Regions from separate parts of the Homo sapiens genome. Here region 1 is linked to region 2. A link is a loop called in an ENCODE intact Hi-C map of the cell type or tissue named here. Cell type or tissue: body of pancreas. All regions are shown on one strand. Each heading gives the region's core, and the rest is flanking DNA. Links, peaks and the distances in the headings are about the cores only.

Region 1 (2,930 bases), core at 266-2,765, 57 kb after region 2:
GTGCCTCTTCCTCGTCTTACAAGGACGCTAATCCCATTGTGGGGGTTCCACCTTCATGACCTCATTGCAACCTAGTTACGTCCCAAAGGCCTCACTTCTAATACCAGCACGTTGAGAATTAGGGCTTCCACATAGGAATTTGGGGAGACACAAACATTTAGTCCATAACAGATGTGTAAAGAGAGTTTAGCATTGTGCCTGGCATGAGTGGGTGCCCAACACATATGGTAGTTGTTAATATCATTATCATCACTGTGCTCTTAACAAGGCCAAGGAGAAAGGGTTTCCTTTGCATTATTGCTAAGGAGGGTTTTCCACTGGATCTGAGAAGTGGATTTGTTTTTTTGGGTCCTGTTGTGTAATTCCAGTGCAAGGTGAAGCAAGCAGCTCCATGGTGTGAAAGGAAGCAGGCTCCCCGGAACTATTAAAGGGATAGGTGAAAACATAAATAAATAAATAATACCTCTTATGGCATAATATTTAGAATAAAAACAAATAAAATAAAGGGATGAGTGAACAGGAGGAAGGGGGAGGAGGCATCTTCCAGCCAGGACATAGTGCCCGTGGCTGAACGAGAGGCTAATTAATTCGCATCCTTCACATCTTCTGGCACTTAAATGACAACTTTAATATGGGTAAAATAATCTTTTTTTAAAAATTATTTTATATGATAGAGATGGGGTCTCGCAATGTTGCTCAGGCTACTCTTGAACTCCTGGCCTCAAATGATCCCCCTACCTCAGCCTCCCAAAGTGCTGGGATTACAGGCGTGAGCTCCCATGACCGATTTAATATGAGTAAAGGAATCTTAATAACTTCCTTCTAAAAGGGAGAAGAAGACCTCTGCACCTTCATTTCCTTAATCTGGTTTTATACCTGTGTGTCTTATAAACTACCCCCCAAAAACCTACAAACTTTCTAAATAATAAGAATCTGTAAGAATTCTGAAAATTATCAGTCTGCATCTACATCCTCGTTCCCATACTGACTTATAATTTACAGCATCCTAATTTTTATTTGTCTCCTTTTATTACCAATCTAAATTTTTTAAAAATTTAGACTTTCAAAGTCTGTCTCTGACACACTTTAGCAATTGAGAGCTTATTAATTTTTCTGAAATTGTGTGGAAGAAATTGGCCAACTTAAAATAGGAAGCATTAAGAATTGACATGAAAGTCCAAATAATTGCCTAACTTCATATTTTATTTAATCATTTTCAGTACTCAGCAAGGCATCAGCTTTAGATGGATTCAATTTGGATTCACAAACTTAATTTTTTTTTCTTTTCAGTAGGAATATGCAATTGATTTGCTGGCAATTGATCAGGCTAAAAGGAGGGAGTAGAATTAGTCACCAGGCAAAGCCCCCACTGGGGGGGTTCCTGTTATTTAATAGTCTGCATTTACCTGTTCCCTTCATTGTTCCTTGGAAGAGACTCTCCACTGGCTCTCTGAGGCATCCAGAGGAATAAACTGGGCATGACTAATGTACACGCAAATTGTCCTGCACCCGTGGACACTTCACCCAGAGTCCGGTGGCATCTAGCACGCTACACTGGACGAGACCCTGGCAGGTGGCCATTGAGGAGCCTGCGTGGCTCTGTGCTTGGAGGCACAGTGATTGTTCCTCATGACTGCTTGGCACTTGGCCAGGGGACCATATGCCTGGAGTTGTGTAATGCAGTGGGATACCTGGCCAGTTTCCCCAACCCTCAGGGGGCTTCCTGGTCTTTTTAACCAACCACATATGCATAGGCTATATTCGAAGGACCAAGCTGATGAAAACAATATCAGCTTGTGGGAAGAGACCCAAGAAATCGGTGAATAACTTCCATTGAATTGTCATTGCAATCCCACATAGGAGATCTGTGATAGTCTCTTTTCTCTGACGTCTTTAAAATACAAGTTTTATTTTCCTGACCTTTTTTTTTCCATTTTAAAGGAAATAGTACTTACTGTAGATCATTTATGAAAAGCCACAAAGAAAGAAAATGAAAATCACTAATAATTCTGTCACCTGAACATGATGACCATTAACATTTGGGGGTGTACTGCTCCAGGCCACTTTCCTTATATGTATATATGTTATATATTATTATGTTATATATATGTGTTATATATTAGTATTTAATATGTATGTTAACATAAACATACATGTTATGTATATAACATAAAAAGTATGTTATATCTTAAATATAAATATATTTTAAGCATTTTGAGATCACTAAATATATGCTGTCTGTAACCTGTATTTTCTTTATAGTGTATTATGAGCATTTCCTATATCCTTAAATAGTCTTCAAAAGCATGACTGTGTCTAGAAATATAGTATACAACATGAGGACTATAATGAGTCCTATTGTATTGTGTACTAGTGATTTGTTAAGAGCATAGCTTTTAGGGATGCTAACCCTAAATAAAATAATAAAAATAATAAGAAAGAAAGGTAACTGTATGAGATGATGGTTATGTTGATTTGCCTAACTGTAGCAATCATTTCACTATGTGTATTCTGAGATGAGCATATCAAAACATCATGTTGTGTATCTTAAATATATACAATAAAATAAAAGGAAAAAATTGTAATACCTCCATAGTACTCACTCACGATGATAGAAGGTGCGGTGAAGAGTATTCTCATTTATAAATCTTGGTGCATGTCTCTTGTCCTTAGGGTATGTTCTCAGAGGTGGAATTACACCTCTCAACCTATGCCTTTGTAAGGCCAAGTTGCACCACCATCCCCCTGCACCCCCTGCCATGCTGCGGGTTTCTCATGCCCCTTCATGTGCACAGAAGTGCCCGTCTCCCTGGGTTCATGCTAACACTGAGTGCCCTACTTTTTTGAGTCTATAAATGTCTAAGTGAAAAAAAATCTTGTTTTAATTGTCAGTAATTGTGTTTATTGGCCGTTTGTTTATTTTATTAAGA
Region 2 (2,930 bases), core at 202-2,701:
CAGGCATGGTGGCATGTGCTTGTAATCCCAGCTACTCAGGAGGCTGAGGCAGGAAGATCACTTGAGCCCAGGAGCTCAAGGTGGCAGTGAGCCATGGCTGCACCACTGCGCTCCAGGTTGGGTCACAGAGTGAGACTCTGTCTCTTTAAAAAAAGCGGGGAAGGGGCACGGATATCTTTACCGCACGTTGCAGTGTCTTCCTAAGAACCAGTTGCCCTAATGGATATGCTTTGTGTCGTCACTTGTCGAGCTGTAAATGTTAGGCTGCTTTTTTTGTTTTACACTGATGGTGGACTTTTAAAAGTACAATTGAAGGTCTGTTATTGTTTCATTTGTCCAGGTTGAAGCAAATAATTTATGGTATTTACTCGAAAGAGTGTGTGATTGAAAGCAGACAGGCCTGGGTTTGCAGTGTGGCTTCAATTTACTAGATGTGAAGCTTTGGACACAGGTAACTAGCCTCAGTTTTGTTTTTTTGTCTATCAACTGCATAATGTGTTCCTGACAGGGTTATTGTAGGGTTAGTAATGAGGGTGAGGTGCTTAATAAACGACGCCTGTTCTGTAAATTTAGGTAAAATATGAATTATAAGAGCAGTGATTTAAATACATGCCGTTATGGTGCATTGGTCCATTTTTATACTTCTGTGAAACACTAGACTGGGTAATTTATAAAGAAAAAAGGGTTTAATGGACTCACAGTTCCACATGGCTGGGGAGGCCTCACAATCATGGTGGAAGACAAAGGAGGAGCAAAGACACATATTACATGGAGGCACGTAAGAACGTGTGCAGGGAAACTGCCGTTTATAAAACCATTAGATCTCTCTTGAGACTTACTCACTGTCACGAGCAGCAGAGGAGAAACCCGCCCCCGTGATTCAGTTACCTCCCACTGGGTCCCTCCTGTGACACGTGAGGATTATGGGAGCTACAGTTCAAGATGAGATTTGAGTGGGGACACAGCCAAACCATATCATATGATCTCTCCCTAATTTTCTTTTCTCTTTTTTTTTTGAGGTGGAGTCTCACTCCATCGCCCAGGCTGGAGTGCAGTGGCGCGATTTCCACTCACTGCAAGCTCCACCTCCCGGGTTCACGCCATTCTTCTGCCTCAGCCTCCCGAGTAGCTGGGACTACAGGTGCCCGCCACCACGCCTGGCTAATTTTTTTTATTTTTAGTAGAGACAGGGTTTCACTGTGTTAGCCAGGATGGTCTTGATCTCCTGACCTTGTGATCCGCCCGCCTCGGCCTCCCAAAGTGCTGGGATTACAGGCGTGAGCCACCGCACCCGGCCCCTAATTTTATTTGCAGTACAACTAATGTTGGTGATTATTTGTGCCAAAAAATATTGCTATTTACATCTGGTCTGCTCAATGATGTGGAGGTGTGGGTGCATCTAGCCCTTGAACAGTTTTCATAGCCTGTAACATCTGTATGAAAATGCAGCATTTAACATTAGGGTGGATGTGGGCTCTCCAGTTGCAAAGTCTGAAAGCTAGAGACATTTTATACCTGGAAGCTGTATCTTGCATCTTAGGGCTATATTGCATTTTAAAAACTTTTGTCTTAGTTGCCGATAATCCCAGGCATTAATGACTTTGGCAGGCTTTCTGGAAAGAAAAGCAATCACAAACCATTCTTTCCATGAACAGAATGGCCAGAGTCACTGTATATTTGTATGTGTGGATATACATGTACATATACATATACAGATATTGACTTAGTGTTGAACATTTAGTGATTATTGCTTGTATTGAACTGATTTGTATTAATGACTCAGTGAAACAATTAACCTCTTTACTCAGAAACAAGCATTGCGGTTAGGTTCTTTCTCAAAGTCTGATCCATTAGTTTCATGGATGGGGTGTGAATCAAACTTGACGTTGATTTTTGAAGATTCAGAACTAACTTCCCACTCTATCGAAAGAGTGACAACCACAAGGCTCATTTTAAAGCTTTCAGTCTCCAGTTGACCTCCTCTAGGAGTGGGTAGTGCAGGGGCACAGCTCCCATAGGGCGTCTTCAAAGCCTCAGTGATCAGGCATCAGTAACAACCTCCTGTTTGTGGAAGGTTTGCAGAAGGTTGTCAAGCACTGTCCTGAAAGAGCTGTGTTCTCTGGTCCCCTGAAGAGCCCAAACCACCCATTCTGTTTATGTGTGTTCAGCTGATCAGCTCCTATGCTCAGTCCAGTAACTTCCAGTTCCAGCAGATCTTCCCACAAGGACCAGGATTTACCAGGAGAGATTTCCATGGAGGAAAAAAGAAATGAAACTTGGTTACGAGTTCACAACATTTTCAGTGTTAAGATTGATCTTTCTTAAGACACATTAGGACATCTTATACTTTTAATATTTTCATCATTGGTATAGAAATTCTGTAGGAGCACTTAGGAGCCAAGAAGAAGAACATTTTATGCATTTGACTACTGGGAAGTTGGTGAAGGTTTCTTCTTTAACATCTGTTCTCCTTGGTAGCCTATTGAAACAGGCTCCAGATGAGTCCTGGTCAAGTGAGTAGCTCGTTCTCTTGATGGGATAGTGTAGGCAGAGTGGAGAGAACCTACATGCTGGATTGGGGGATGAGTTGCCATATCTGTGCCCTTTCCAGTAGACCATTGTGTGCAGGTAAGGTTGACCGAAGCATCATCATCACCCCATTTTGTGCCAACCCTTATTTTTCCATAAGGATTCACATTTTTATTTGTTGTGTTTCTTGTACTTAATCTTACCTAGGATAAACACATCTTCAGGAGATTTCTTTTTGTTCATTTTTTTTTTTTTTTTTTTTTGTCTGAGGCTCGGATGTTGGGCACCTTGTTCTTTATTGTTAGTCAATTCCTGTTTTTAAGAATAAATACAGGATTAGCATGAGTGGTAAAAATCCAGGAACAAAGGGAATAGCAGGACGAGAATGGACAATTAGGGTG

The links. A loop is a pair of places that touch in the nucleus more often than their neighbours do. Peaks named below come from ENCODE experiments on the same cell type or tissue, not always from the same donor. Only the 100,000 strongest peaks of a DNase experiment are listed, where the experiment ranks them.
Region 1: it touches region 2 in a loop (2.2-fold over the local background); 8 of 110 quality-filtered maps call a loop at or near these places.

What each region holds. Positions count from the first base shown.
Region 1 is chr18:8,770,500-8,773,429 of GRCh38, forward strand. All of the region lies in intron 3 of MTCL1 (microtubule crosslinking factor 1), which reads left to right. Among named protein-coding and RNA genes, the nearest start is that of GACAT2, 64 kb to the left of the region's middle. RefSeq lists enhancers at 1,069-1,569, 1,570-2,070. In body of pancreas, for the core only: no CTCF peak of the experiment used is centred there; a DNase peak (open chromatin) is centred at 1,622.
Region 2 is chr18:8,713,799-8,716,728 of GRCh38, forward strand. The region is part of intron 1 of MTCL1 (microtubule crosslinking factor 1); the gene reads left to right. Among named protein-coding and RNA genes, the nearest start is that of GACAT2, 7.6 kb to the left of the region's middle. In body of pancreas, for the core only: no CTCF peak of the experiment used is centred there; no DNase peak of the experiment used is centred there.